4 separate regions of the Mus musculus genome follow, and regions 1, 2 and 3 are each linked to region 4. Evidence: chromatin loops called from intact Hi-C (ENCODE). Cell type or tissue: left cerebral cortex. All regions are shown on one strand. Links, peaks and the distances in the headings refer to the core of each region. The heading gives the core; the rest is flanking DNA. Region 1 has its middle 40 kb from the start of Gm35444. Region 2 holds the start of Gm35161 (a long non-coding RNA gene). Region 3 has its middle 31 kb from the start of Gm35444. Region 4 has its middle 65 kb from the start of Gm35514.

What was found. A loop is a pair of places that touch in the nucleus more often than their neighbours do. Peaks named below come from ENCODE experiments on the same cell type or tissue, not always from the same donor. Only the 100,000 strongest peaks of a DNase experiment are listed, where the experiment ranks them.
Region 1: it touches region 4 in a loop (2.6-fold over the local background); 2 of 42 quality-filtered maps call a loop at or near these places.
Region 2: it touches region 4 in a loop (11-fold over the local background); 25 of 42 quality-filtered maps call a loop at or near these places.
Region 3: a loop joins it to region 4, with 2.3 times the contacts of the local background. A loop is called at or near these places in 2 of 42 quality-filtered maps.

What each region holds. Positions count from the first base shown.
Region 1 is chr13:69,327,649-69,335,544 of GRCm38, reverse strand. No RefSeq gene overlaps it. Among named protein-coding and RNA genes, the nearest start is that of Gm35444, 40 kb to the right of the region's middle. In left cerebral cortex, for the core only: no CTCF peak of the experiment used is centred there; DNase peaks (open chromatin) are centred at 3,944 and 4,780; H3K27ac peaks cover 2,380 bases.
Region 2 is chr13:68,998,684-69,006,579 of GRCm38, reverse strand. Gm35161 (a long non-coding RNA gene) reads right to left here and starts at 7,035. Exons shown (of 5, transcript XR_873632.3): 1 at 5,915-7,035; 2 at 3,668-3,809. Adcy2 (adenylate cyclase 2) reads left to right here and starts at 7,039. Exons shown (of 25, transcript NM_153534.2): 1 at 7,039-7,506. The coding sequence starts at 7,285. Gm35049 (a long non-coding RNA gene) reads left to right here. Exons shown (of 3, transcript XR_873626.2): 3 at 1-660. In left cerebral cortex, for the core only: a CTCF peak has its summit at 4,212 (motif pointing left); DNase peaks (open chromatin) are centred at 4,210, 5,341, 5,907 and 6,290; H3K27ac peaks cover 2,217 bases.
Region 3 is chr13:69,318,907-69,326,802 of GRCm38, reverse strand. No RefSeq gene overlaps it. Among named protein-coding and RNA genes, the nearest start is that of Gm35444, 31 kb to the right of the region's middle. In left cerebral cortex, for the core only: no CTCF peak of the experiment used is centred there; a DNase peak (open chromatin) is centred at 3,739.
Region 4 is chr13:69,456,641-69,464,536 of GRCm38, reverse strand. No RefSeq gene overlaps it. Among named protein-coding and RNA genes, the nearest start is that of Gm35514, 65 kb to the right of the region's middle. In left cerebral cortex, for the core only: CTCF peaks have their summits at 3,391 (motif pointing right) and 4,284 (motif pointing right); DNase peaks (open chromatin) are centred at 3,425 and 4,273; H3K4me3 peaks cover 320 bases.

The sequences.
Region 1 (7,896 bases), core at 2,330-7,329, 130 kb after region 4:
GATAAGTGAGAACCAGGTCACAGCCGAGATGACCACAAGTCTTTGTCCCTTAGGCTGCAGGCCTGAGGGTAGGTATTATCCTCCAGTGAGTGGTTCCTTTGGATAATCTGAGTGCTTCTGGAGCTCCCTCCCAGCCTGTTCCATCCTGACACATCTCTGCTCACGATTTGAAGTATTGTTCTGTTTTGGATACTCAGCCTCACTCTCAAAGCTACATACAATGTCTAAAAATGTCTCGGGGATGAAGCCCACTGAGCATCCCAGACCTCTGCCTCTCAAGGTTCACAAGGAGCCATCCACATTCATCTCCCGTGCTGTTCCTCGTGGGTCTTGTGGGTGGAGGGTACGGCTGCATTTCTTCTCCCCAGCATGAGCTCCTCTTAAACCCGTGACCCTGTCTTCTGCTTCACGCCCTGCACCCATCACTGGTAAGACTTTCAAGTGATAGCAAAAGTAAGATGTCTGAAGTTGCTTTGTGGACTTCCAGTCTCAGTTTCTAAAAAGATCTCACAGGTCTTTAAAGATGTTACTCTTATTTTTTTTTAAATAAGTGTTTAGAACTTTATATATGAGCTGTATGTCACTCTGCCCCCTCTTTCTGTCAAACTCCTTCCATGAACCCTTCCCAAACCCACCATCTCTTCTTTAATTACTATGGTTAGACACATGCACACATATGCATGCATACACATATGTGCACACATACATGCACACACACACACATATCCTATGGAATCCGTTTGTTGTTGCTCTTATGCACATGTGTCTTGGGCTTGCCTCTTGGGATTGGACAACACGTGTGGGATCTCATCCCTGGGGAACATCCTCCCTCACAGAGGTCATTAACTGCTTACAGCTCCCATCTGGAGTGCCACCATGTAGAATTTCCTCTGTCCATGCTGACATGTCACCTGGTATTTAATCCAGGCCTTTAGTGATTTTTTTTCTGGCACATTGATCTATGTGTTCCTTTTAATCTCTGTGAGTAGAAGCCCAATTGTTCTTCGAAATTCACGTTGCTTAGTACTTGAATACATTGATTGAAAAGCGTTCTCTCTTGATTAGTGTTAAGCATGACTGACAATTTTAATTGATTTTGTATCTCCCCGCCCCCCCCCCATGGATGAAGTGTCTGGTTCTATTAGCATGACTACTAAGAATTGTTTAAAATAGTTTTATTTTCTAATTTAACTGTGTGCTTGAACATGAAAAATTACCTTGATCTTAAACCATATATACTGAATAATTTTGCTTAATGAAGAAAACATATACAGTAGATTGTAGAATAGGTGGGAGGAAAAAGATAAATATTTGGATCAGTTAAAATATTCCAGTTAATTTGATGAGTTACATTTTATACACATTTTCAGGACAGACACAGAGAAATTGACATAAAGGTTAGCTCTTAAAATGTCTCAAACTAGGAAAGTCCTTTTAGTTACTGGGGTCTCTCCTACTTAGAGTGAGCTGATGCAGTCACAACTGTGAGCCACCTTTCCCAGTGTGCTATGAGGGTGCTAAGGAGGGAAGGTCAGGGAGCAAGAAGGGGCGAATGACAGCTCAGAGACAGCTCCAGTTAAATCGCCAGTACACTGTCCAGCCTGATATAGCCTCCTGAAAGTGATTCTGCACATCGGGATTGCTCTGTGTGTCCTTTCGTTGCCCATCCGAGAGCCTCTGATTTAAGATGTTATACCCTGCAGACCTTTATTTCTTAAACAAACAAACAAACAAACAAACAAACACCCAAACAAACACCCAAAGAGATTGGAGCATGATTCTTGATGCTTGTTTAGTTTTCTGAGACACATTTGGCCTCCAAGTATCTTATTTTTGATACATCACCATGTCAGAAGAGAGTCCATGCACTAAATTCTAACCATACAGATGAGTTTAAATTGAATTGTGAGAGCTCACAGGAAGGGACCACTGTATTGACACCTGTGCTAGTAAGACTGAAAGATTCTGGCACAGCCAATGCCAAAGGACAGGTTAGCCTTAGGTTAGGTACCTAGAAAAGAAGTGATGATAACCAGAGAAGGCAGAAAGAGAATGTTACCTTGGTAACTTAATAGTTTAAGCAATACTTTACTTATGTGATTTAACTTATTACCAATGTACTAATTTACTTCATTCAATAAATTCAGTTTCAAGTTCCAGAGAGGCGCTCGCTCACTTGTTCCTAATGAAAAGCACAGTTCTGGAGGAAAAAAAGAGGAAAATGTAGATTGATATGATGCAAGGACATTGTGTGTATGTAAAAATGCTACGATAATACCCATTATTTTGTCACACGCATGTGTGCGTATATACACACACACACAGATGGGCTTAGGGGATATAGAAAAATATGTTTTTTCAAGAGAAAAACATCCTTTCAATGTTTTTAGCAATAATTTGTTTAGATAGTTTTCTCATTCCATTTAGAGACTAAAAATAGCATTTAGCATGACCCCCAAATGAAACTTCCATTTTCCTAGAATATGAGCTCCTTAAAATCATACCACGGACCACAGGAGAAGGGTTTCCTGAACGTAACTGTTGGGGATGAGCTGGTGAAACCAGAGGATTTGGAGTAACAGGAGAGTCTGGAATGTGGAGAAACAGTTTGTGTTCTTAGCTTACAAATAAATGAGATATTCTGGTAGCCTGTGCATTTCAACCTGCCTTTAATACTGCACAGACCAGAATCGGATGGTGTTCTCTCTGCTTAGCGTAGCACTTGCTCACACATGATGGGCTGTGGTGCGAGGCCTTCAGGTTTCTTGCAGATTCCATCGTGTTGTCTGTGGTTAATACGACCAGAGTTTCCATATGGAGAACGACATTCAAGGAAGGAGCTAACATTTTCCTTTGTGATTGACAGGTTATGAGTGCTTCTCTGGGGCTGCATTTATAAAAATGTATGTCCAAGAAGCTCAGGATAGTTCATGTTGTCCATTATTTCAAACTCCTAGCTTCTTTATGATGGGGACATTCAAAACGACACTATCTAGGCAGATGTGTAATGAGATGTGGCCAAATATAATCTCCACTCTTTTTGGTGGGCTAACACTAGAACCTCTCCTATCTAGTGCAAAGGTTGAGGTGTTTGGAGTGTGTGGATCCTCAGTCCTCTGTGAGGTGACTTTTATTTTTTCTTCTCCTTTTGCTGATTCTCTGAGAGCCGAGATCACCGCAATCTCTACCTTTTGTTACCTCGTGTGGTTTGTCCAGACTTCACTGTTGAAACTCAGCAGCTGCTGGAATTGCTGATGGCATGGTTTGACTGTTCAGGTCTATGGGAAACAGGAGGCAGGTATGGTAAGCTCCAGGTCCCAGGGACGTGCCCCTCCAGGGGATGAGAGAGCCAAGGAGAACGAATTAGTAGCTGTCTCTGATGGATGTCATTAGAAAGACAGGAAGCCGTTAGGGGAATAATTAGAGGCTGATAAAAGAACATCTGGGAACTGCGTTTCTTTTTTATGATGCCTCCCTCTAAGAGCGCCGTTGCAAACTATAGACAATGTCAGAAAGCTCAGTCAGTTTATGCTAATCCTCCGCTGTTCACCTTCAGCTCTGCAATGCGGCAATGGCAGCGTATGGTGGGACACAGTGAATGGTATTTCTGTTCCCAAGGACACAGTGATCTTTCTTCCATCTACATCTAGCATGCCAACAAAGCCTCATTCCCATCCCACCTGGTGTTTTAGTATTGAGCCACCCGAGCACCCTCACCACATTTAATGCCTCAGCCGGGTCAAATACAAAACAGGAAATGACAGCAGCGGTGTCTCAGGATGACAGGTAACTCCCCAGAGGAGGCAGGCACAGTAGCGTGGGATGGATGTGCATAGGAACCGGGCTGTGTTTACAGAAAATCATAGAGGAAAAACAACACCGTGGGAAGAAAATGCTTAAACAAGAACAAAGGCGTGCTGGCTGCCTCCCAGTAAAAGAAGGTGTGAGCTTAGAGAGATCTGTGGCAAAGAGGGCTGCCAGACTGACAGAGTGCATTCCCACACAGTCGTTGTGATCCTGTCCTCAATAAGGCCTGGAGGACTTTGCTAAGGCATATACATATTGAAGGCCTCAAGTTTGTAATGTATATATTTTTGCCTCTTCTAAAAAATCTTCATGAGGAAAGAGAGTAACGGGCTGCACTGTGTGTCACAGAAACCCAAGTGGGCTCCATTTCTCGTCTCTCAAGTGCAGGGCTGCCCCTCAGGCAGGCTGTTGAGGCACAAGTATAGCAATGGCTCTTGTCTTGTTCTCTTTGGTTCTGACCAGTCGACAGAATCAACTTATCAGATATGAGGTAGGCAGTTCTGGGGTATGAAGCTCCAGGATTTTATTTCAATGGTTGTTTTAAGACCCCAGCTTTGTCCTAACTATCACACTCATTAGACTCATCCCAACATAGTTACAATCACCAGACAGTGCAGATCTGAGGTCCAGTGTTAGCACAGCATGAGTCTGAGAGAAACAAACTTGAGTTGTAGATGTTCAAATAGCAGACCCTGGATGTTAGGTACTGTGGCTCAGATGTAAAGTGTCTCCCACATACTTGTGTCTTAGCACAGGGTTCCCAGATGGTGGTTCTGTTTAGGGAGTTGTGGAGACTTTGGGAAGTGGAGCCTAGCTGGAGGAAGTCCATCTTTGGGGGCGTTTAGAGCCTGACCCTGTTTCCTATCTGTCTTTGCTTCCTGATTCGTGGAAATGTAGCAAGCTGTGAGATAAGCTTCCTCAACAGCCAGAGGCCCAGCTGCTGTACCTTCCCCATCATGAATCTCAGAGTTAAAATAACCCTCCCCGTTCCCCAGATTGCTTCTTGTCAGGGTACCCTGGAAGTGATAATGTGTGTGGATGGAGAGCCCAGGTGTCTGCCTAGAATAGCGATGCTTCAAAGGAAGAGTGGAGACCGATGGGAGGGACAAAGGGGCCGTGTCTGCTCCTTCTACTAAAACAAAAATAGATAGGCTCCCTGTATGGGAAGGCAGGCGCAGCCAGAAATGGTAAGAACAGAGATGAGGGCTGAGTCAAACATGCTCACAAAGATCCTGGAGTAGCTTGCTAAAGCTGCTGGAACCAAACTCCTAAGTCTGTTGGTCTAAGCAGCACGGACTTACTCTCTCAGTCAGTCTCCCACTGCAGGGTGGGAAAAAGGGAGCGGCAGGACCATGTCTACCCCAGGCTTTGCTTCCTTGTGTGAAGTGGAAACATCAAGTTTCTTTGGAAAGCCAGTTCTGTCAAATGGTGTTTTGCCGGGGCGCACAGGTTGGAAGGATGTCTTGCTAAAGCAGATGCGCGAAAGGCTGTTTTCCTGAAGCAGACACAGGGGAAAGGATGTTTGGATATAGCAAACACATGAAAGGACCCTTGGTGAAGGACTATAAATGTGATCCCGCAGACAGTGGGAGACCATTTGGTTTGGTCCGCTCCACCTCTCTGTTCTTCACTAATGACATGCATGTATTGGTTCACCTTACATAACATTGTCGAGCTGAACTTGTGGTAATGATGTCAGACAGAAACTTGCCCAAGAACTGCTCATGCGGTTCCTGCTGCAGCTTGCTGCTTCTGGGGCCTCCCCTCAGGCCTGTTGTCCAGCCTGGTGGTTTCTTCAGGATTGAACTACAGCTGCCTGGTGTCTGCCTGCTGACAGGACCGGTCTGCAGCTGCTGAGTCGTATTTGGTGTTTGCTATGGAACTGAGCTGTCAAAGAAGATAGAGCTCTCCCCCAAAGAACTATTGCTGAACAGGTTTAATTCCCCCATATCCTGGTAACTTTTCTCTTCTACTACCTCCGCTGGGTGGTGGGCTAGAGGAGAGGTTGAACCCTTATTAAAAGTAGATTGCAAAAAATGTATACTTACACTTGTGCACGGCCAACTGTATTCTCATTGTGTCTGTATGGTCTTCTCTGCCATTTGCGGTTTAATCTCCCTTCTTGTAAGCTCACCAACCACACTGGACTCATGCTCAGACAAAAGGCCCAGTTTTACTGGAATTACTTTTGTAAAGACCTTCTCCAATACAATCATATTCTGAGATTCTGAGGCTGCAAGGTTTGGGGCTACAACTCAGCATGGAACTGTCCCAGTGACCCGCCTATAAGGAATCAAGAGGAGGGGCTGGGCTCAGATCTGCAAGTAAGCTCCAGTGATTGACGTCTCCTCTGCTCTTGGAGATCTTCATGAATGTCCACTTATTCCTTAAACATGACCTTTAGATCAGTAACCACAAATTGTTAACCTAGAAGCTACAAAGGCTCCTGGCCCACCCTGGCACGGAAAAAGCTGCATTTTGTTGGTTAGACTATCTGGTGTAGGCTCAACTTTCAGGGGTAATGAGAGACATTTGCACCTTGAATAACACTGGTGCACACAAAATAGTCATGGGAGAAATGTGGAGAGAGAATTTGGGGGTTACCTTGGCAATTAACAGATGTATAACACAATATTTAAACTAATCTACTAGAAAATACAGTGAGAACAAATTTGTAGGACAAGAAATTTCTCTCTTAAAATATCTAAATGGAATGCAGATTTATTTTAATAAAAATATCACTCTCAAGTTGCACCCAGAGCATTACAGTTGTGATTGCTTATCATATTTACAGATAAGCCAGTAATAAATATTTAAGCAAAGTTAGAAATTTTAGATTGAAAAAACCAGTTTGAAGGGAAAAAGTGAATCTTTCTCTTTTTACAAGAATTTCTTCTCTTTTTCTTTTCCTTACTTTATTTTAAATTGACATGGTGATTATACAAATCCATGAGCACTATGTGGTGTGTGTGTGCACATGTATGTGTGTATGTGCACATGTGCAATCAGGCATGCATGCCTGTAGCTGCACCAATTTGTAGAGAACAGAGGACAAACTCAGTTATTCTTCAGTTACCTCCCTCATGCCTTATTCCTTTGAGACTGGGTCTCTCACTGGCCTAGAACTGGGAGGTAGGTGAGGCTGGCTGCCTGTTCCCAATTGCCCAGCAACCATATCTACCATTTTTCACATGGATTTTAAAGATAAAATTCAGGTCTTCACACTTGCAAGGCAGGTACTCTGCTGATTGAGTCCTTTATGCTTCACAATCGAGATGTCTTGTTATGTGTATGATTATATCACAATCAAATCCTGGGAATGACATATCCTAATTTAATTGAATAGAACTGCTATTAGCTTCTTAAGATATTTCCAGATGCCCACATAGTGGAAATTCTGCTCTTGGTCTTTGCTCATGTCTCTCCATGTTGTTCGTACTTATCTCCCATCAAAACATACAAGGGCCCCTCCCTCATGCTTTCTCTGATACTAACGTCTGCAGTTTGCCTAATGGCCTTGTCTGCAGTCACTGAACACTTAAGTGCTGTCTGTTGTTTTGCTATTACAAATAGTGTTATAAGGGACAGACGTGGACAGAATATGTTTGCAAACCTTTGATGGATTAATTGATTGGTTCATTAATTGATTATAGTGTTACAGATCTAACCCAGGGACTCACACATACAGCCCGAGTGCTCTACCAGTGTTGGGGTAAATCTCCCAAATATGTCCAAGCAATGAAAACACAGCTCAGTTAATATGAATACAGGCTGTGCACCAAGATTGGGCAGATCTACCGTTACACTACTGTCTTCCACATCTATGAGACCCCTTAGGACTTGTGGATTCTCCAGGCTTCTGCTCCACTTTTCTTCTTCTTCCTCCTCCTCCTCTGTGTCCTCTCCTTCTTCCACTTTCTCCTTCTTCCCTCCCCTCACCTTCCACTCCACCTTCCCTTTTATCTGCCCAATCATCAGCTCTCTTTTATTTTTTAATTTTACAAATTAAGGTGGGAAGCAGGTTTATAGGAAATCACCTGAGTGCTGACTCATTCCTTGTTCACACCCACTCACAGGAGAACAGAATTA
Region 2 (7,896 bases), core at 1,407-6,406, 460 kb after region 4:
AAAGAGTTGGGCAAGGGAAGCAGATGGTGGAAGCAGGGTGTAAAATAAGAGCACGGATGGAAGTCAGGTGGATCTAGAGATAGGGCTGGAGTGGGGACAATGCAGGGATCAGGGTCTGCCCTGCAGCCCAGTGTACCTGGTCCCTGAGTCTAGATGTATAAGACAGAATTGGAGCAAGGCAATTGCAGCAGGAACGGGAGATGGGAGAAGGAAATGCCTAAGACTTGAGAAGAGCCTGGATGATGTTGGCAAAGCTTCATGGATCTGGAGATGTGGGCAGGTGCCACAGTAAGAGGAAGAAACTGAAGTTAGCTCAGCAATGCTACAAGTGGCTTGGGCTTAACAGAAGGTTTGGCAGATGTCAACATTCAATTTCACATCCGTCCATCTGTGAGAGAATCCAGAGCATGGCTGGGTTCCATTTGGAAGGAAAGCGCCTAATTATTTAGGTCTGAGGGTATGCAAAGGTATCTTGCGTTTTCATATTTAGTATGCTGGTAACAACAACAACAACAACAACAACAAAACCCACAATGTACAGGCATTTATCTTTTTAAAATCTCCCACTTAATAGCGAATGTTTTGAGATTATAATGTGAAATCTGTAACACTTTGTAACATACAAAATAAATTTGCATGAATGGGTCATAACGTTGGAAATTAAGTTTACAAATAAATTGGTTTTGTTTAAAATGCCAACAAGAACAAATGCAAAATCCAGAAACCCTAGCTAGCTGATTGGGAGTGGTATGTCTCATCTGACCTTGGGAGTGGGGTTGGGGCATTGGCAATGACTGGTGATAAGCTTGCCAGTTAGTGGCAACAAAGGAAGGTGCTTATGTTTTTGGCTTGATTTTATCCCTGTCTCTTTTCTGTCAAGTCCATGTCCTTAAGTCTGTAGAGATGCAGCCTTCACTGCATACTTCACAGACCCTGTGCTGCTGAACAATTATCTTTTGCAATTGTTTTTTTTTTTCCACAGTGAGTTACTGGAAACTCACAGCTCCAAACGCATTTTCCCTGGATAAAACTCACCCAAAATAATACTTTCTTTACGTGATCTCTTTTGTGAACACATTTACTGTGCTGAAAAAAAAATCTTCAGGCTCTAACTTCAGACATGCTGTTACTCTTTGCTGGATGGGTCAAGTGGAATTTATGGCAATAGGCATTTGATCTTTAATGGAAATCCTGCTATGTTACAGTCCAAAGCATGATAAGGTCTTTAAAGACCCAGTGAAGGAAGGATACCATTTCATTTAGGAGCAAATGGGCACATTGTAACACAGCCTCATTAGGATCTGGAAACCTGGCAGATCAGATCCTGATTAGAAGAGTTCTGTCAATATTCATGCATTGTGCTATCTTTTTAAAAGAAGTAGCCTAATTTTCTCTCTTCATTCACACATCTCTCCATCCATTCATCTAACCATGCATCCATCCATCCATCCATCCATCCATCCATCCATCCATCCATCCATCCATCCATCTATCCATCCACTATATTTAAAAAATTATGGTCATAGGGACATGTAGTAGTGAGTTTAGCTAATGCTGCTTTGTGCCACCCTCTGGATTCAAGAATGAAAGACACACACACACACACACACACACACACACACACACACACACACACACACACACACACACACGCGTTAATTTTAAATGCCTTGACTAGCTCAAAGGCTGGGCAGTTCTAACTCTCCCAGTGGCTAGCACATATATTTGCCTCCTATAATCCTAGCTTAACGCCCTCTAATTGTATATTTTACCTCTGTTGCCCTGGCTCTTTCTGGACAGCTCCCTAATCTTTGCTGCCCAAGACACTTCTGGGCAACCCTGGGCTGCATTCCTTCTCAACATTTCAGATGATTTTCCTTCTGCGGCTCTCAATCGGATCTGTCTCCAGCCAAATCATGGTGATCCTCCCCCTTCCTCCCAGTTCTTAGCCCTCACAAATCCAAAGGTCCTGCCTCAGTCTATCTGCCCAGACACTGGCTGTTGGCTGTTTATTAATCAGTCAAAAATCAATTGGGGACAAGGACCTTCAGTGTTTGGGCATGCAGATTCCCGATCTGGGGGGACTGGATTAATTCAAAATATTAAAACCAACCCCCAACAAGGACATAACGTTGGACAGAAGGAATTAAATATTTCTACCCCTACTAAACTTGCCATCTGATGGAGGAAGGTAGATTGCATTAAAACAAAAATATGACTGTGCAGAAAGTTGACCTGCCATGCCACTAATAACATGTTCTCTTTCTTGGGAGAAATAGTTTGGAGTAAATACTACTTACCAAACAGAAAAATCCAGCACACTTTTAAATATACAGTCCAATTTATAATTACCTTTAATATTTTAATTGGGTATAGAGTTTTCTCTTTGATCCAAAGAGGTAGGTTAAAAGTCATTCCATTATGTACAAGAGTAGAATAAACTTGTTTGAAAACACCTTATAATAAATAAACCACTTTATCACTGCAAATATAAATTAACTAAAGCTCATAGGTTTTACATGATTTTTCCAAGGATGTACCATCAACTTTTAAGAAAGTTATTATCTGAACACTGACAGTTACTATCAGACAGAGTGGAATAATACTAGTGGTAGGTTTGATTTATTTACAAATTCAGAAATAAAGTCATAAATCAGCCGATGTGCAGTGGTTTAAAACCATAACCTATGTTGTCTGAATGGAATGAGGGAGATGGAATTGGAGAGAAATACTCTTAAACAATGCCATAGCATTGTGTAGCACAGTGCTATAATCTCTCAGTATATTATACTTGAATCTTAGGATGTTTCTAGAATATTCCCTAACAATTTTTAATGTATTTAGTGCTCTAATTTGGAGGATCATACTCCCCACACATCCTTGCCAAGGCTCTGGTCTTGGTTCTCAGCGGGAGGCACTAGTAGGATCATGTGGGTCTATTTTAGTTGCTTTCTTCCTTGCTGCTACGAAATAACCAACAAAAGCAATGTAATGAAAGACGGTTTATTGTAGCACACAGTTCAAAGACAGAGTCTATCATGCAGTAGGAGCTCAGTGGCTGATTACATTGTATCCAGCCAGAAGCAGAGAGGTTAGTGATGGTTTCTCCTTTGTATTCTTCCCAGGACCTCAGCCCTTGAAATGATACTGTCCACTTAATAAACTCCACTAGAAACTCCCTTATAGTCAGACCTAGAGGTTTGTCTTGGGTGACTTTGGAATCTGTCAAATTGACAATCAATATTAAACATTAAAAAGCTCAAACTTTATCAGTGAATTCATTCCTTGATCTCTTTATCTTCATCCCCAAATCCATTCCCATCTCTCCACTCCTACCCGATCTCTCCACTTGTCTATCATTGTGAGCCACTTCCTTCTCCTCTCCTTTCTATTGAACCATGCACAGTGCTAAGTGACCGTGAACCAGATTTCTAAATTCATGCCCCTAAATCAATCCTTCCCTTAAAGATGTCTCAGTGATTTTTGCCACAGCAAAGAAAAGTGTCTGATTCAATAAAAATGTAAATGTTAGCTGAGAACATAAAACATATTCCACGGTGATAATGAAAATTTTGGCAGACCATTCATCCTTTTTATATGTGTATTTTAGTAACATACTTGCCAGAGAGAAAGATGAACACACAGGCAAGCACTACGCTCCTCTCACCTGTATTCCTGTGTTGGCTGGCACGTGTCCACCTCTGTCCTTGGTGTGCTTCCTGGCTTGCCTTTATTTAATCATTGTGGACTCTGTGGACATTGGGAGGAGTATGACAACACCCTTATTGACTGAACTAATCCAACTGGATCTGAAACAGGAACGAAGAGATGGGTTCATTTAAAGTAAAACTCACTTGTGCGTAAACCTGCCCTGCAGTGTGATAACTTTGTTTTCAGTCAATGAGATGGGGCATAGGGTATGGGAGGTCTGATCAGGAGGCATGGGCAGAGTCTTGCACAGAAAAAACTTGCCTGCAGCCAGACAATTCAGAGGCTCCAGTTACAGGCGAAGATAGGAAACCTTTTGGATACAACTTGCTAGGAGAACTGGCTTTCTAATTTGTAGAACCATCTACAGTGTGCAAGGCTCCTTTTTGAAAACTATTAAGAATTCAAAGTGAAGGTAACAAAACCTTGCACCAAGTACTTAAGCCCCTCCCCAGAGAGCCTGCCTGCTGCTTCTCCCTAGCAAGATAGAAGGGTGCCCTCTAGCGTTGCAGGAAAGATGACGTTTTCAAATGTTCTTTTCCTCCCACAGGCCTAGTTAGAGCCTCCATAGTTGATTTCTTTGTGCATTTTGTCACAAATTGATGCAGGGTACATTTATGGGCAAGCCCCCTTGCTCCATATGCCTTACTGCTTTGCAGCAGTGCTGACACCTGAAGGCGCAGAGATGAGCTAGAGGACTCCTTAGGGTCCCTTTATTGTCACAAGCCTATATTTCATGTCTTGGCTTTCTACTAAAGGTTATTTCTCATTTTGTCTCACACCGCTTAGGGGTTATCTTTCCTCTTCTTTTGCCTCCCTTTCAAAAATAAGAACTGTTGCAAACTTTGTAAAAGATTCTTGGTCCCATGGATACCAAAACACTGACAGAATAACAATCATTTTAAATAGTTCACTTTTTTTCTTTTTAGTATTGCATGTGAAACATTGACAGAGGCTCTCATAAAAAATAAACACCCCAAACGAAACAGAACAACAAGTCCTGATGCGACCACAGAGGAGGCAGACACCACCTTAACTGCCATGGTGCTTCCTTCCAAAGACTGGTGTGTGGTGACTCCATTGAGGGAGAGGGAGAGCAAAGCAGAGAGGAACACTGGGTTTTATTCCTGGTTGCTTCCATGGGTCTCTGTCTTTCTAAGGACACAGGGAACACCTCCAATGGCCCCAGGCTGTCTATACTCCCCCCCCCCATCAGCATTTAGTGCATGTATGGTAGGCACAAAATAAATATTTGTTTAATTAAATGGAAGAGTGGGACACTAAACACCCCCTAAAGGCACATGCAGGGTCTTTCCAGTTAGATTTTTGTCTTTATTTCACTTTTACAAAATATTTTAAGATTACTTTAACAAAATCTCTTGAGCTGCAGTTTCTTACCACATATGTCATGGATGGACAACGGATGTTAAAATACATTTTTCTTTTCTGCTAGAGAAAAGAAAGTACTTAAGCATTGCTGTTCCCTCATAGGTCTTACACTTCCCCACCCTTTATACTTAGATCACTGATTGTCTTTTCTTCCTTCTCGTGTGGGTGAAGGAGAATGCTTCTTAGTGCTAGCAGTGAGGAAATGGGAGCTGGAGAGGAGGTGAGTAACAGAACTTCCCTAGCAGGGAGGGACTGGAAATGCACAATTCTGCCTAACCTAGACAGTCCTGCACATAGAATCTGCACAGCCTACTTAGCCATGTTTCCTGCGAGTGGATCAGCCCTGGCTATTTATAAGTTCTATTCATTAGTGCTATTTGTTGTTGAGGCTTGCTTTCGGGATGTCTAAACACCTATACAACCTTAAAATTTATGGTTGCTGGTTCAGAAGAAAGGGCCCAGTCAATCAGAGGGTTTGAGCCTGCAGGAGAAGTTGAGGCTCCATAGAAATGTCTGGTAAAGGGTGAGGTTTTGTTTATCAGAGGTCAAGCAGGGCAGGGAGGCTCCATGACAAGCTTGGTTTCACTATTAGGGATCCATCGTGATTTCCTCCAGGACTGGGTGAGGAAAGCTGGGATGTCCTGGATTTCAAGTCAACTCTCCCATTAACTCCATCCTTGCCCTCTATCGAGGTTGAGAACACAGCTGTGTCTTCACTCTCTGGGTCCAAAAATAAAATCCCTGGAAATCCCTGGGTCTGAGACTCTGTGCATGGCCTAGGTCCAGCATTTGAGAGTCACACAGTTATTCAGCTTACCTGTTCATGCTGGCTGGCTTGCAACTCAGGTAGGCAGGCTGCTGTCAGGGAACATGCAAAGGTCTAAGGCAGTTCCGGGCTGACAGAGAATGTGGAATAGCTCTTGAGGCGGTGTTGTGTTTTGGACTCCTTAGAAAATGATTTGGGGGAGAAAAATGGCTTGTGGGTTCTTTGGATGGAAGGACAGGAAAATAGGAACCTTCTAGAAGCAGTCTTTTGAAGGTCAGTGGTTAGTCCTGTCATCTAGAAAGAACAAAGGTTGAGGTCACAACCACGAAATGCCTGCCCAGCCTGTCCACGAGGATCTAGCTAGGTCTGTCATGCTTCGTGCATTTGGTCCCCGAGAGTGTCAAGCGGCATGGGATGAGTGATTCCCAAGCCAACCTTGCCCACAGAGGATGATTCTCATTCCTTGCTCCAACTTCTGTGCCATCCCTGTCTGACTGAAAGGGTTCTGGGGAGATCTGCGATGCCAAACACAGAGGTCCATAGGGTACTTCTAAGGCGCGGAGAGCAAAGGCAGAGAAAAGGAGAGGCCCGCTGCCTGAGGACCACAGGTGTCTCCAGTCACTGTGTAATTGAGTTCGTGGGGGCCATTCTTTCAAAAGGACTCCCACAAGTCCTGGAGGGTCCTAACTCCTGCTCTGTACTGGGAGTCAAATTACAATAGAGAAAGTGAGAAAGAAGCCACATTTTGCTAAGTAGGCATACTAAAGAGGGGTGGTCAGGGATATGGGACCCCCTCTCCAGGCTGGGGGGTATTAAAGCATGGCAGCCTTTTACACTGCTGCCTTGTGAGATCATGGAGAGGCAGTGGGGACTCTGGCAGTCAGGTGGGAGACTCCAGGAGCCCAACAGTAGCCCTCAGGCTGTTCTCTGCTGTAGTGGAGAACAAGGCTGAAGCCCCAATCTGCCTGGCTGGAGTCCAAAAGCGAGAGGAGGAGGCGCCCCACTGTGCAGCCTGCGACAGGCTGGAGGGCAAGGACTCGGTCTGAAGCTTTCTCTGGAGCCCAGCCTGGCCGTCGGGGGGCGGTGGTGGGCGCGGGCCGGCGCCGCCCCTGCGCGGAGGCCGGTGCGCTGCGCGCGGGGTGGGGCGAGGCGGGCCGAGGGGCCGGGTGGCTCCCGCCCTCGCGAGCGGTGGTGGCGGCGGCGGCGCCCGGGAGCTGCCCTGAGGCCGCCCCCGGCCCCCGCCCGCGCGTCAGCGCGCCCAGCCCGGGGCTCCGAGCTCCGCCCGCGCCCGAGGCCCCTGAGCACAGCTCCGGGCGGGCAGCCGGCGGGTCGCGAAGCGCGGGGGCGGCAGGCGGTAGGTGACCACAGAGCGGCGCTGCCCGGGCAGGGCGCGCACAGCGGGCGCCCCGCGAGCCGCCCCGATGTGGCAGGAGGCGATGCGGCGGCGCCGCTACCTGCGGGACCGCGCCGAGGCGGCGGCAGCAGCGGCGGCGGGCGGCGGCGAGGGGCTGCAGCGGTCCCGGGACTGGCTCTACGAGTCCTACTACTGCATGAGCCAGCAGCACCCTCTCATCGTCTTCCTGCTGCTCATCGTCATGGGCGCCTGCCTCGCCCTGCTCGCCGTCTTCTTCGCGCTCGGGCTGGTGAGTGGCCTCCCCGTGGCTCCGAGGGGACCGCGCAGGCGACCGTGTCCCGCCCCAGGCTGCTCCTCACCCCTGTGCCCTGCCCGAGGCCGGCCTGGCTAGGGCGAGAGCTGTGGACAGAGGAAAAGTTTCCTTGGAAGGCTTTGCCCAAAATAAAGTTGCCAGGGCTTGCTCCAGGTGGACGGGCAGGGCGTGTGGGTTCAGCATCTCTGCGCCCCGTGGCCAACTCTGCGCTTTCTCCCGGCGCCGCTGCCCGCAGCAGAGGCAGTCCTCAGGCTTCCTTGGCGCGCTAGCTGCCTCCCATCCCTGTCCGCGGAACGCCCCCGGCTCTCCTCTCTGAGTTTGGTCTGGGCATCATTTAACTCTTAAAAAACAAGGTGCTTTGGGAAA
Region 3 (7,896 bases), core at 1,044-6,043, 140 kb after region 4:
TTGTGCAGCCAGCTCTTACCCACAGAACCATCTCCCCAGGCCCACAATTAATTATCGTTTGCATTTCTTTAATTTTGAATGGCTAAAAACGTTTATATAATATTAATTCTTGGAGAATTTCATACAATGTATCCCGATCATATTCTCTCCCCATGCCTTCCCCAAATGCTTTCTCCCCAGAACTACCAGACTCCCCATCTTCTTTCCTTCCTTCCTTCCTTCCTTCCTTCCTTCCTTCCTTCCTTCCTTCCTTCCTTCCTTCCTTCCTTCCTTCCTTCCTTCCTTCCTTCCTGTCTTTCTTTTATGAGACACTCAGGGGGTAGGTGTCCTGCTCCTGTGACTCTCACCCTCTTTCCCTATGTTCCCTGAGCCTTAGCTGTAGAGGTTCTGTTGTAAATACATTTATTTGTGGGTGGGCACCCTAGGGCCAGTTGTTTTCTGCATTTTGACAAGATGTAGGTTTTTGTAATGATCTCGTTCTGCTGCAAGTATCTTTGACGAGTGCTGTGACAGCTACACTTCTCTGTGGGTGTAAGCTGAGCTTTTAGAATGAAGTTAGTGATTGTACTTATTCAGGGGGGTCGGGGGTAGTAGGCTCTCCTCTAGGCTCTATGGCCTCACTAGCCACAGGAAGTTGACTAAGGTTGAGTTTCAGGCATGAACACCATCTTATTGAGTGGTCCTTACATCCAAGTAAGTGACTGCTGGTTACCCCAGCATATAAATGCCTCTATTACACCTTTAAGGATACCTTCCCATACTAGCCCTTGTTCTGGTGTATAGGCACTACAATTAGATAGGACTACTGAGTTCTTTTCTCCCTAAGCAGCTTCATAGCTGCTGACACTATGAGAGTCAGTCCTCAGGGATGAGGTTCCCATTTCAGAATCAGGTTAACCCCTTCAAACCCTGTATCTGAAGTGTGTGGTGTCTTCAATGCTAGGGTTTTCCCTTCCTCTTTACCTTAGTGGAATGCACTAAGTATAATGGCTATAGCCTATTTTTCTTTGGAGGTCATTTGAACACCCTTGGAAAGAATTTTCTATAGCTATGTGTATTTTGGTTGCTGTGACAAATACTTGAGAGAATTATTGAAAGATGGGAAGATCATTTCAGCTCATGATTTTAGCTCCTGGTTGTATCACTGTATTGATGTAGGCTTTCATGGAGCAGAACATCCTGTCTGCAAATGCATGTGGCAGAGAAAAATTACTCACCTCACGACAGGCAGGAAATAGAGAGGAGAAGGCAGGAAGGGGCTGTAGTAAGTTACCACCCTTAAGGATATACCCCGAATGGTCCGCCCCCCTCAATACTGTCATATGCTTTGTCCTGTCCTTCAGCTATCTCTTGACCTACTAGCCAGTGGGGTTTGCTATCTTCAGCCTTTGTTACATTATCTATTTATCTACCTTTTTAATTTCTAAGAGAATTTGTTCCCAGTTCATCTTTATTTATTGTTTATAAATTTTAAATCTGTGAAATATTAAATCATAAAAAGTTGCTGAGTAATTGGCCAGAAATCTTGTATATACTTACAATATAGAAGTTTTAAAAATTGTGGTGTGTGTGTGTATGTGTGTTTCTATGTGTTGCAGGGTGTGTATGTCTCTCTCTCTCTCTCTCTCTCTCTCACACACACACACACACACACACACACACACACACACACACACACACACACACACACAGAGTTGTATTCACACATGCCAAGGCATGCATATGAAGGTCAGAGGACATGCAAGAGTCAGTTGTATTCTTCCACTGCATGGGGTCTAGGTAGTAAACTCAAGTCATTAGGGTTTGTGGTAAGTGCCTTTGTCTGCTGAGCTATCTTAGTGCCCTTAATTTTTTTTATAATATCGAATTTATTAGTGAGGCTTAAGAATGTTATATGCTAGTTTTAAAATCCTTCCTGAAATTAATATTGTAAATAATTCATCTGTGAATTTTTCCCTAGAACTTTGGTGTTATCAGTGTTTAATCTGAAGTGTTTTGGAGGGATGAGGGCAGGCTATGATTTCCTTCTACTCAAACAAAAAAAAACTGTAATTGTTCGAATACTACCTATTGAATAATTCATCAGCTCATATGGATCTATGGACTCCTTTATCCCACGCTGATTCTTATATATCCAGGGCCAGTTCTGTACTCAATCTATTTTTAATGATTCAATTTATTTTTCTACAGTATCAAATTAGTTTTAATTAGTTTGCCTCAAAGTAGGGCTTCTGGCTGAGGGAGGGTTCATGTTGGCAGGGGGAGGGGACGTGAGAAAAAGTTGGTAGGGGGTGAAAGGAATGTTGTCAAAATTAGATAAAAATGCAAACATGTGAAGTGGAGACTTTGCAGTTTCAGACTCTGAGGATGATCAACAAAGATAAAATGTTCCTTCAAGGAAGGATTGCCTTCTCTCCCCAACCCATCTCTTTGCCTCTCTGTTTCTGTCTCTCTGTCTCTGTCTCCATCTCTGTCTCTCTGTCTCTCTCTCTTTCTGTCTCTGTCTCTCTGTCTCTCTCTCTCTCACACACACTGATTTTACTTTAACAGAGTCACATATTTAGAAACAAGGAAAACAGTGTTTTAGCCCACATGTTCGAGCAACATCTGAAACTGAGCTTTCTATCACATCGAGTTGAAATATAAGGTTGAGAGTGTCATCTGTGTGCTACTTGACAGTACAGAGTGGCAGAGAGACCTGCAAGGACGCACAGGAAGACAGAGGTCCCCAGCTTGATCTGCATCTCGGCTGCACTGACAGTGCAGCAAGCACTCTGGGTCTGAGCAGGACGCTGTAGAACTTTCTATTCATTCTTGTTATCTTCAATGCCAACCTCGGGGAACTCAAACTGATAGAAGTGATGTGAGAGGGAGCTCTCCTGAGCTGAAGGATGCATACTGGAGAGCAAACCTCCCACATTCACAGGTCAGTGAAGGAAGAGAGAGATGGACCACTGCTGTCCGTCCCCGGGATGTGCACGACATTTGTGCTAACAGAAGCATCAGTCTTCCAAATGAGCAAAATCTCTGGAAAGGTAACTGTGTTTAAATAGTTATTTCATGATATGGAGAAGTCCTCAAAATGCTTTCACATAAGATATGACAAATGGATAACACAAACTTGGGTGTAGCATATAAAGGGAGAGGGATTGGCTAGCATGCCAGAGACCCTGGTTCTAATTCTCAGCATTGCAGATAGATAGATAGATAGATAGATAGATAGATAGATAGATAGATAGATAGATGTAAATAAATACAATTGTCTGTGCTTATATCATGGTGTGCAGGTCCTTCACTGGTCTATGAGTGGTACAAGGTCAGGGGAAACCCAGAGTTTGGTATGGAAATGTTGCCAAAAGTTACAGTTTTACCAGGAATCAAAGGCAAAATGTGACTCGATCTCTGTGAAGATTAGAAGCACTGATTGCATTAAGTCAAAACAGATTCTATTTTTTTCTTTAAATGGTTCACTTATTTTATTTATGCAAGTACACTGTAGCTGTCTTCAGACATCTCAGAAGAGAACATCAGGTCCCATTGCAGATGGTTGTCAGCCACAATGAAGTTGCTGGGCATCGAACTCAGGATCTCTGGAAGAACAGTCAGTGCTCTTAACCTCTAAGCTATCTCTCCAGCCTCCAAAACAGATTCTTACCCTCATGACATTTCTCTCCTGCTCCCACCTGGTGTAGAAGCTCTAAGCTGCAGTTTAGCCTCCAGTCAGTCGTCATGATTCCTGCAAGCACCAAACATTTCTGCGTGGGATTTGATTTTTTTTCTTTCTGGGATTTAAATGTCCCTGCCCACCCCATGTGTGTGTACACACATTTATGCGAAGGATTTTGAGGAGGACTAGAAGCTGTGTATAGGTATCATTCCCAGTGATTTGGAGGAGACATAGCTGCAAGTAGGAAAGAGAGTTCATAGGGTAACCCAGGGTAAATAGAAGGGAATACATTTTCATTAAGAGAAAAGTTGGCTGCCTGCTGTAGCTGTACAAGATTCGCCTCTGCTGCTGATGAAGTCTTTGGGCAGAAGGAGGAAGGAGAATGATAGTCTCCAGGCAGAGCAAGATCTCTGGAATCAAACGGGCACACAGCGTCACCATGCGTGGCTTTTATCTACAAGCCTCTCAGCCTTGACAGACACTCTTGCCATTCACCATCCATGACGATGAAACACGTGTGTCCTGTGGTATAAATTCACACCCTAGGATGTTCTTATTCTTATTAGAAGACTTAGAATTTGTATGTTCACAAAAAGTCCTGGGGTGCACAGTGACAGAAATGCCTAATTACACATGCAGAATAAGGGGCAGACAAGCATCCTGCTTCCTGTGTGCCCCCTCAGGTGGAGGGGGGAGAAATTCTCTCTTCTTCAAGGGAACCATGCTGGTTTACCGGTTGCATCCATAATTCAGAACTTCAGACATTTTGGGATCAATTCAGCCCAAGAAGTGGAAATAAACAAAGATTTAACTAGCTGTCTGAAGCTTGTAAATGATACAGTGGGGTCATGTTGTCAGGAAGTAAGGAAGTGCCTTGAAAGAATATTATTTTACATTGTGATTTAGTATTTGTATCTTAAAGAACAGTGACAGGGGTTATTTTAGCAAGTTCACGTTGGAACGTCAGGGGTATTCCAAGGAGAAAGGGGCTGGGAGAAGACTCTGCGTAAAGCACTTGCCATGCAAGTTTAACTGGACTGGAGTTCAGATCCTCACAACACACACAAGAGAACTCTGTGATCCCAGAACTCTAGACATAGAGACCAGGGAGCCCCATGGTCTAGTGAGAGCAGTGAAGAACACCTAATATCAACTTTGGGTCTCTATATGCTTTCAAATATGTGTGTATGTTCACATATATATGTGAACACATACATATGTGAACACACACACATATACACGTACACACTCACAACATGCACATACAACATGCAGAGTAAAAAGGAAAAAAACACAGCCCCACTATTGGAAGGAGGAAAGAGGGAGCCGGATGCAGGGGAAACCTGGAGGAGGGCGCCTGCCTCAACTACTCAAGGAGGAGAGCTATGATACAGTCTCATCTTCTGTCACTATTCCTTCCTGAGAGAACCCCAGAGTGGGCATTATCGATTATTATTGATCAGTAGTAGAAAGTATTTGGATAACTTAATGTGCTCATAACTGTATGCACCTTTAATTTTGCTACTATAAAGCTTTATATTGCAGATTTAAATATGGATTCTATGACCTGGGGATCTTGTTAAATTGCAGTTTCCTATGTAATTGGTCAGGCAATCTCTGAGGGTTTGCACTCCTCTGAGGCTCTTATGTGATGCTATGACCTGAAAAGAAGCTCTTGAGTAGTAAAGCTGACTTCTTAGGCAGAGGCAGGAGCATTACAATCTCCTACCTATGAGTCCTACACATCTGGGCTTGACTGTCAGGAAGCAGTCACATTAGCTTGCATCAGAATATATAGGAGGATTCATAGACATTCTACTCTGAAAAGAAATGAGGAGCTTCTATCACAAAGGAGCACAGGAGAAGGGCACAGGAGCAGACAGATGGGCCAGGCCAAGCAGCTGTGGATGCTTAGTTGTGATCAGCATTGGCATCCAGAAATGAAAAGATAAGTTCAGCCACTGGAGCTTGAGGAGGACAGGACATGCCCACAGGCTTGCTTGCTATGAGCAAGACTGAAAACAAAACAAGTTCAGGAAGAAATACACATAACCAGGGCTCAGGTGGCAGGTGAGCCAGAGTTTCTTGGTCTGGATATAGTACACTTACTACTAAAGACTGCTCCTCATGTACCTCAGTGGGCATGTCTAGAGTGGGATTTGCCTTCCTACATCCTCACTCAACATCTCGCACAGCCTGGGCTGGGAACCACTCATGCATAGCAGGCGGTGGCTGAAGGAGGCAGATAGCCGGAAAACAGGAAGACCATAAAGACTAGCTGGGGGCTGGGATTAGGAATGGACAGTCATAGTGATGCCAAGGGTCTGTCATGGTTTGCTTTTTATTGCTGTGATAAATACCATGGCCAAAAGCAACCTGATGAGGAGAGGGTTTAGTTAATCTCACAGCTTGTAATCCATCACTGAAGAGAGCCAAGGAAGGAATTTGAGGCAGGAACTTGGAGGCAAGAACTAAAGCAGAGTCATATATATATGTATATATACACATACATATATAGTGTGTGTATGATATATGTGTGTATATGTTTGTGTGTATATAGACACACATACATATATACATATACATACACACATATACACATACATATGCATACTCTGTTTCAGAAACAAAGAATGAAGTAAAATAAAATAAAGGGAAGGGAAGGGGAGGGAAGGAAAGGAAGGAAGGAAGAAAGAAAGGAAACCAGGCTTGCATCCATGCCAGTCTCATGGACACCTTTCCTCAAGTGCATGACTTTTGTTTGTGTCAAGATGACAAAATAACTAACCAGCACAGGGTCTAAGTGAGCCAGAGGTCAGGTCTTGTGAAAATATGGTTTTTCTTGACAACCAATTGAGACTGAGGAATGTTGGTGCAGAAAATGGGGATTATAGAAAACACTTCTGAAGTAGGATTAAGGAGCAGTGTTGGGTAGGACCAAGTGTCCTCACTCTGGGGTTCTAAGACAGTGATGGAGCATCTCAGCAGGTTCTGAGCAGGTGTAGAAGGAGCATATCATGAACTCACTCTCCAGCTCCATAAGAATCCATCCCAAACACAGCCCAGGGCTGACTCTGAGCTCAGATTTGCCATGTATCTGAATGTGGAAGCAAGCCTCCAGTGGCCAGACACAGGGCTCTGTCTGGTCATCTGATTTTCTGGCCTTCCTTGCCAGGGTCAGCACAGTTGTGAAGCAGTATGCAGAGAGAATCTCTGGGGGTCCTTACCAGCAAGAGGTTATGCTGGAAGCAAGGATATGACAAAGCCTCCCATCTGACTTTTGGGCCTGTGTGGAGTGTGCCTCACGGTGGGTCCTTCTGAGGAGCCATGTGCAGCAATTAATTCACTGCTACTGTGACTTCAGCAGCATGGATGACTATGGCCAGGACCTGCAGGAGAAATAAATAAAGGAGGAGGGATTGAGATGTGTTTCCAGTAGTTGGGGTGAAATAGCTTTAAATTAGGAATAAAGTGTTAGGACTAAAAATTAGAAGGCTGCTTCAGTTACCAGCTTTCGCATAAGAATTGCATTTTGAGACCTAAAACAACCTTCCTGAAGTCCCTACTTGAACACGAGAAGACGATTCATTGAAAGAATATTCATTTTTCCAGGGCTTTGGGAATATCAGCTCTGCAGTCCATGGCCCACAGCTGCTCAAACAGGGTGAAAGGGTCTGACCAGAGGAGCCCCTGAGTTAGGTTATATGGAAAGCACCAGGATTACACTGCAGAAGAAAAGGCATAGGACAGATAGGGAGAGACATCTCTATGACCTCTGAGTGGCCCAGGCAGACACAGGCTTTATGGAAGACTTCAGAATTCTAGGCACACCAGCCCTCTTGTGTTAGTAGAATAAGAATTTGTGTTAGTGAGCCTGTCCATTGTGACCCATCCGATTCCTCTGTGAGCTACAACATTCACATCACATTTGTAAGTCTTGTGATCTGGTGTACTGTACCTATGTGGCCCAGACTTATTGCTAATCCTTTCATGCTGCAATCTAGGCACTGTGTCCTTTTCCTAAAGACCCCTTGCCTGCCACTGGTTAATCCCTCTAACTGTTCAAGTGGGTGCATCATGCAAGCATTGCTTGCAAAGCCTTCCTTCTCTAGAGTCTCCTTTCCTACAGTTGACTTCGAAGGAAGAGCAGTCTACACTCAGGATCTCTGCCACTCTGGCTCCTGTTTGGCTGCTTTCTGCCCACTCCGTATCACTGTTTCCCTGTCTCT
Region 4 (7,896 bases), core at 1,324-6,323:
AATTCTTTCTTTGACCTGACTCAGACTCCTTTTGAGGCTCTCAACACTACTACTTTCGCTTATTGAGTTCTTTATTTTCAAAAATGTGTTGAGTTCTTTTTCAGGATTCTAATGCCTTGGCTGAGTTTCTCATTTACATCTAGAGTTGTTTTCCTAATCCTGTGGAATGACATTAAGTCAGGTCTGTGTTGTCTTTAGTTTTGTTTTGTTTCCTTCTAACAAATGATCCCCCACATTACTGACTCTTTACTTCATCCACGCCCTTTAAGACCTAATGTTGGAGTCATTGTACATGGGATGTCCTACTCCCTTGCCCTTTTGTGCCTCTTTGGACTCCATCTTGAGATCTGGATGTCTACTGGATCAGTTCCCTCTGCCACTTTTGTAAGGTGACTTTTTTTGTAAGTGACATTTTAAAAGGAAGAGCCTTGGATGTCATTTTGGTAAACTATGCTGGTCTGTCTCTGACTGGGCAATGTAGTGTTGACTCACTATGGATCACTCAGCTATAGCCCATGTGTTTGGACTCAGTGTTTGTGTGTGCATGTGTGTGTGTGTGTGTTTGCATGTGTGTGGTGGTTGGTGAGAAAGCACTTTCCCCCCCCAGGAGCTACAGAGGGAAGGAAGCGTTGTGGGTGAGACTTCTATGTGGCCACTGTAGCACTGAAGGAGGAGGTGGGGGAACAGAGGACATTGTGGTTGTTTCATGCACAGCAGCTGGTGCTTCAGTGACTCAGCAACTTTGTATCCATAGAGAGCATAGTGTATAGGACACACACCTGGTCTCAATTAGGTAGTGTTTTAGTTACTGTTTTATTGCTTGGAGGAGACACTGTGACAAAGGCAACTTGTTTATAGTTTAAGAGGGTTAGTGATCATTATCATCATGGTGGAGAGCATGGTGACAGAGAGGCAAGCATTGTGCTTGTGCTGCAGGGTTGAGGTGGGAGATACTGGACCTAATATGGGCTTTTGAAACCTCAAAGCCCAAGCCCCTAGTAACATACCTTTTCTAAGTCCACACCCCCTAATCCTTCCCAAACAGTTCCTCTAACTAGGGACCAATCATCCAAACATAGGAGCCTACAGGGGACATTCTCATTCAAATGGTGACAGGTGGGCTCTGGACGGTTACAAAGGCAGCTTGAACTAATAATTATGAGTCTTGGGAGCATGGAGGCTGTTCAGTGATGCAGACAGCTCTTCTGTTGCATGAGTGACTTAGCATGATTGTGGGCTGCATTGGAGGCTGCAGATGCCTTTTGAACTGATGAGGAGAGAAGCTTAGCTGATTGTGACTCAGTAACATTGGGGTGGCAGTGTCAATACATCAAGTTCACCAGATGGCATGGTCAGGTGCATGCCAGGGCAAGAGTACTATGGAATCTCTGCCCGGTGATGGAGGCAGCTCACGGCGACTACTGCCTGGGATGATTACATCATGGCTTGGGGTGTTGTGGAGGAAGTTTGGAGGCAGCCAGGATGAAAGCAGAGGACTATCCTCTGTACACCATCCCCACTGCAGCAGCCTGGAATCTGGTAGTACAGCCACATTTTTTTTTGTTTGTTTGTTTGGTACACTTATTTGGTTTTTTAATTAATTAATTAATTTTTATTTATTTATTTATATTTTTATTTTGTTTTTTTGAGACAGGGTTTCTCTCTTTGTAGCCCTGGCTGTCCTGGAACTCACTCTGTAGACCAGGCTGGCCCCGAACTTAGAAATCTGCCTGCCTCTGCCTCCCAAGTGCTGGTCACATTTATTTGTAACCAGAAGGTTCACTGGGAATAGCTGCTTCATGACAGTCTTTGACACTGAATGAGTCCTGTGTTGAAAAGGTAAGAGTCAGGGAGATTAACCTTTCCCTATGTCTCTTCCAGGGCACTCTGGATGTATAGCTGCAGGGCACAGTGACTAACGCAGAGCTTAGAGCAGTGTTGGGGGAACCACAGAGTCTCCTTATAGGTCTTTTTCGGGGGTGGGGATGAGGGTGGGGGTAGGGAGATCTCTCTTCCTCTTATTCTCTTCCCCCCAACTCCTTTCTTAGTCCGTCCTTACACAGCCAGTGGAATGCTCTTGCTGTGTCTCAGTCACTGTGCTCCGTGAAAGTGCCTATGTTCAGGAAGAGAATAACCTGACTCAGCCATGAGTGACAGGCCACTAGCTAGATGTCATGGCTGCTTTAATCTCTTCTTTCTTTACCTGGATGCCTCCCAATGAGCTGGTCAGCTTGTCATATCCTATGCTCCCTGGACCAATCGCTGTGTGTGATTGCATGTGGGATGTGAGATTTCATGGGTGTCCACGGGGCTAAGAGTGGGGAGGAACACAGAGATGCCTTCGCTCGGTATGTGAACAGCAGGGAAGAAGATCTCACCATTTTACATCTGCACCCAGTCACCTCTCAGGGAAGTGGGCCTAAACACAGCTCATGCCAAGCCGACCACACATACCTTGTTTTCATGCACGCCTCCCATCTTCTGTGCCTTGCTGGTCATCTGGCAGACATTTGTGTGTGTGTGTGTGTGTGTGTGTGTAACTATTAGCATGCTTTAATTCAACTTTTCTTAAGTTCCACTGATCACCTCCAAAAGCCACGTGAGAAATCACTGGTGAGAGACATACTGGAGAAATGACAAATCTTTTAAATTCAAACTCCATTTTAGAGAACCTAACCTAAGTTTGAACTCAGGTAAACTAGCAGGCTGGTACCTAGCATTAGTTTCCAAGTTGCCCCACCCAACAAAACCGGAGCCTAGCTCCAGTCTCTAGGCTAATCTCCAACAAGACCAGCGTTTCCAGGTTACACCATCAACAAGACCGAGGTCTCCAGGTTTTTTCCCCAACAAACCTGCACCCCCCCCCAGGTTACAAGCCCACCCCTTGCCTAACAACCACCAATGCAGAGGGGAGCAGAAGTTAACTTTATGATATGACTCCCAGCACCAACCAATTATGTTAAAGGCCACAGGAGCTTTCCAATTAGATGCTTGCACATGTACTCCCTGCTTGCTGCTTACTATAAAGTCTTGCCCTATAGACATTCGGGGATCCTCCCCAAAAAAACTTTCTCTGTGACAGCGGTGCGTTGGGGGTGTGTGTGTGGGGTGAGCTAGCTTGAATAAAGACCCTGCTGTGAGTTGCATCAAATTGGCTTCTGTCTGGTTTTCTTTTTTGGGGGAGGGGGGGCGAGGGGGTCACTGTTTCCCTGGCACTACACTGGAGTGTGCTCATCCTGTTTTCTGGAAGCAATTTAGAATTCTTGAACAAGTACCTGAGGTCAGCTGCTGCAATATGAACAAGGGTGAATCGTTTTTCTACACAGAGACCACAGGACCGTGAGAGAAAACCAAACAAAAACTGAAACCCAGTTGGTGCAAACCAGAGACACTGGGGGGCGCTATTTCTCTACCCAGGCTGCCAGTGAGCGGCTGGACTCTGAGCTTTGGAGCACTTTCTTCCTTTCTGCAGTTTCCACTCTTGTCTGGGGGCTCACAGGTGTCTGTCGTTCTTCACACCTGACACGCTTACTCCCACAAGCTAAGATCTCTTCACCCAAAAAAGGCGCCTGGCTAACCTGTGACTTTATTTTAGGGGGAATTTCATGCACCAAGCTCTGGAAAGGAGAGGAAAGTCTGGGCGTCACGTCACTTCCAGACATCTGCCCACACCCAGGAGTCTCGAGTGGATGGATATGACCGTCCTCATAGCTTGCTCTTCACTGATGAGGAGACATGTGTGGAACCCACCTGGGCAGGAGTGACCCTCGGGAGTGGCTGAGATCTCAGAGGACTATGGGGTTGGGGATCTAGGTGTTTGGGGCTCATGAGTGGGACTCACGGGGCAGGGAGGTTTCGAGTTTTTGTTTTTGTTTTTCCCAAAGCACAACTCCTCTGGACTCTTCTGAGAAGAACACAAGGCATTTAGACGTAAAGATACTCCATCCACAGCAACTAAGAAATAGATTAGGGACAAAGCACCAACGTTTTACAGCTTAGGAAATGGGGTTTCTGGGGTCTCTTGGAAGGGGCCTCGAAGGTCGGCAGTTGGGTGATATTTCTAGATCACTTCCAGCTGTCTTCCCCTTGGCACCTTGATATTAGTTGTAAGCACAGAGGCAGCTTAATATTTTATTTGTAAGTAGAAGTGGGTGGGAAAGTTATTCTTCCTTGGAAAGAATTGTTGAAAGGAGAAGGGTGGCATTTTCCATGAGTTGTAGGAAAATGGTTCCCTTAGCCTCACTACCAGGGACTTCAGGTCAGAGAGTTTCACCACTGGCCTCCAGGCGGCGCCATCGCCTCAGCGCAGCTCCATGGTGACTTCGCAAGACTGCAAATTAGAAGGTAATTAATAGAAGAGACTTTTAATTGTTTCTACATTCTGGAAATGAAACAGTTTTCCTTTGAAGAAAATCTAAAACTTAGTGTTGAGGGGAGTAGCTGAAACTCTTTCCTAAATTTAGATATTCCCAAAGTGTTTACAATTACTACATATTGTTTAGAGTGAGCCCAGGATTCATTATCTATTAAGTGATTTGCAGCAGGCCTTCTTTAAATGACAACTTCTTAACTTCTTTTCATTTATTATAACATGCCACAGTTTTATTTGAATATAAACAACACATTACATGATATACTTTTGTTCCAAACAGCATACTAAGTGATGGCTTTCCCTCCCGGCCTTCTTCCCCTCCCCCATCTCTAATGTCAGCTTTGCTAGCCGGGGCCCCTCCAGCAGTAGCTTCAAATCCCGGGCCTCTCCAGCAGTAGCTTCATTTCCCTTTCCTACCACACTCATTTTCCTGCCCTCTCTTTCTTTCCCTCTTTCCTGACATCTTCCTTTCCCTCTTTCCTGCCCCTTTTTCTAGTTTAATGATTTATACCCCCTCACAAATTTCTACATGAATATAAAATTTAAAATACAGAATAGGCATGTGAGATGCTTATTACATAATATCTGTCTTTCTGAATGTGTATTATTTTTTAAAATTATAATAGATTTCAGTCTACCCATCTTAATAATGATTTTAGATTTCTTTACGGCTGAATAAAATTTTATTGTGTGTGTGTGTACCATGTTTTATTTGTCCATTCATTTATTGAAGGGAATCTGGGCTTATAGCATGACTTTTGGACCCACTGGTGGTAAAAATGACACAGAGGCTTGTTCATATTTTAAAGCTTAGGCGTTTTAGCTAGGACAGTCTCCCAGCCAGCCATCTAGCTTAACCTGAGTAATTCTGACACTACATCTCTCCATGAGGCTAAGGCTACCTCTTTGCTCTGCTGGATCCATATACCTTCATGTCCACTGGTGAATCCCCCTCAACTCTTTCTTCTCTGTATCTCTCTGTCTCTGTCTGTCTGTCTGTCTGAAGCTCTGCCCTCCACTTCCTGCCCAGCTATTGTCTGTCAGCTCTTGATTACAGCCAATCAGATACAATTCTGCATTGCCTCTAGGCTAGTGAGGAAGGACAAGGCTGCTGAGGGGCCATGGAAATGACAATACCAGGATCCTGCAGCATTCAGATCTCTGCCAGTACAGAATTAACAACGGAAAATACAGAGACACATCTTTACACAGTGTCGAAAAGGTAACTCCAACATGGGCTAGTTACCCTTCCTAACTATTGCAATGGTGTGCCAGCTAACATGATTGTGCAGTATCTCTGCAGCACCCAGAATCCCAGCAGAGGCACAGCTGAGTTGTCGGATAATTCAGGTTTTTGAGAAACATCTATCCTGATTTCGATTGTGAATGCCGGTGCTGTAAACGCAGTATGGAGCTCATGGGAGTGAGACACAGACACATCTGGTTGGAGGTCTCTGGCCATGAACAAGGGTGCTGTTCATCAGGTGACTTCCAGAGCACGCTCTGTTGACAGAACTTTGGGGGATTTTTTCTTGCTCAGTGGGACCCAGGCAGGATTGGCTAGTGACTGAATTATCATGTGCTGAAAGACTCAATTTTTAAAATTTTCTTTCAAAAGTTTGGGGTTAAGACACAACACAGATGTATAGACCCCGACAGACCCAGACAGACAGAGAGACACAGAAACACACCCACCTACACACACTGTGTGATCACTTTCTGCCGCATAGCCATCTCATATTGGTTCAGACTGCATGTTCACAGCAGAGAATTCAGCCTAACAAAAACAGGAAGCAGCAAGCATTGGTAAGATTTGGGTGGTATTACCTGGAACATCTTGAAGGTAGAGTGACTGAGGATCTTCCCCGTGCTCAGCTTCAATCTTGCCACCAATACAGGGCTCCCGGGTGCTTTAAGATTGGCCCCTTTTCCATCAGTATACAAAACACAGATGCCCTTGTGTGGTGTGAAGCTGCCACAGGCTGGTGACTGATTTTGGCTTTGAACACTATGCACATTAGCTACAGGGAGACGTGGATGGATGTTTGTTAAGGACAACCAGACAGGGTGGTCTGAGTGATAGGACCAGACATCCAAGAACACCAGGTCTTGACTAACATGGGTGTTGGTGGCTTCACCTTGCCAATGTGTGCGATCCAGACGTCACCATCTGTCCCCATGGAACCCTTCAGAGCAAGAGAGGAAGGACCCAACGAACAGTGTCCTGATTACAGTCACAGTTCCCTGTTCCCAAGCATGACACACGGAGCGGTTCAGCATTTGAGAAAGGTCTTGTATCTAAAGCGATTCAGCCCAGGTCTCCTTGCCCTTGTTTGGTGTTCAGGACGTGGGTAAGCTGATAATGTTTACACAGGAGGAGATAAACAGACAGAAAAATAGCCTTTCTTCACTTGTATAATGATAGCTCTCACTGTGTTTTTTTTGTTTTTTGTTTTTTGTTTTTGTTTTGGGAGGTCTGCCTGATTTACTTATGTTTTTGTATGTATATATATATGTGTGCACACACATGAATATACATGTATAGGTATATGTGCACATATGCATGTGTGGTGACCAGAGGACATCCTGTGTCATTATCTCTCTGGCACATACATTATTTATTTATTGATCTATCTATCTACCTATCTATCAGCTATCGATTTATTTATTGAGCTGGAATCTCTCACGAGGCTGGAACTTTCCTGCTAGGCTGGCCTTGCTGTTCACTGAACTCCAGGAATCTGCCTGCCCCCATTTCTGCAATGCTAGCATTGCAAGTGTTGACAACTGTGTGTAGCAGATCACATGCGTTCTGAGACATGACTGAGCCCTCTCCCCAGCCCTGGAGGGACTGCTTTAGACCAGTTTCTTTGGCTTCTTTATGCAACACAGCTGTCTCTTGGCCCATATATCTTTGCCTTTGGTCAGGGAACCTCCCACAGCCAGGCTTGACCCTGTCATCTTTGGGTTCTCTTCACTTTCCTTGTCCTCACTAAAGACAACTTTTCTAAGTAAGTTATTCTCTTCACCAGAGAGGCATGAAAACATGGATGTCTTTCCAAGGTTATTAACCAAACCGGCTGTGTCCCTTGCTTATGAGGAAACGTCAGCGCTGGGGGTATAAGGCTCTGGTGGACCAGTGTCCCCAGCCTGTGTGCTTCTACAGTGAAAAGACTGTGTTTCTCTTCCACAGACGGCTCCACAGTCACAAGGTACCAGTTAAGAGATGTCGGTTTGGATGGAGACGTTTGGGGTACAGAGGGATTCGGTGGAGATAAGCCAGTCCCTGTCCCGCCACTGTGTGAGCAGGCCCTCTAGTGGCAATGGCATTGACTTTGAGGTCTGTGTCCACCGAGACACTCACTTCCGGTTTCCAATGGAGAGCCTCTTTCAGCTCATTGGTGCTCAGCTTTGGGTTAACTCTGCTTCCTGTTGGTTTTCCGTTTCCATCGTTTGTAATGCGTCCTGCATGTGCTTGTATTATTTTCTGACCCCGGCTCTTTCCCTAGAGCAGTGGTTCTCAA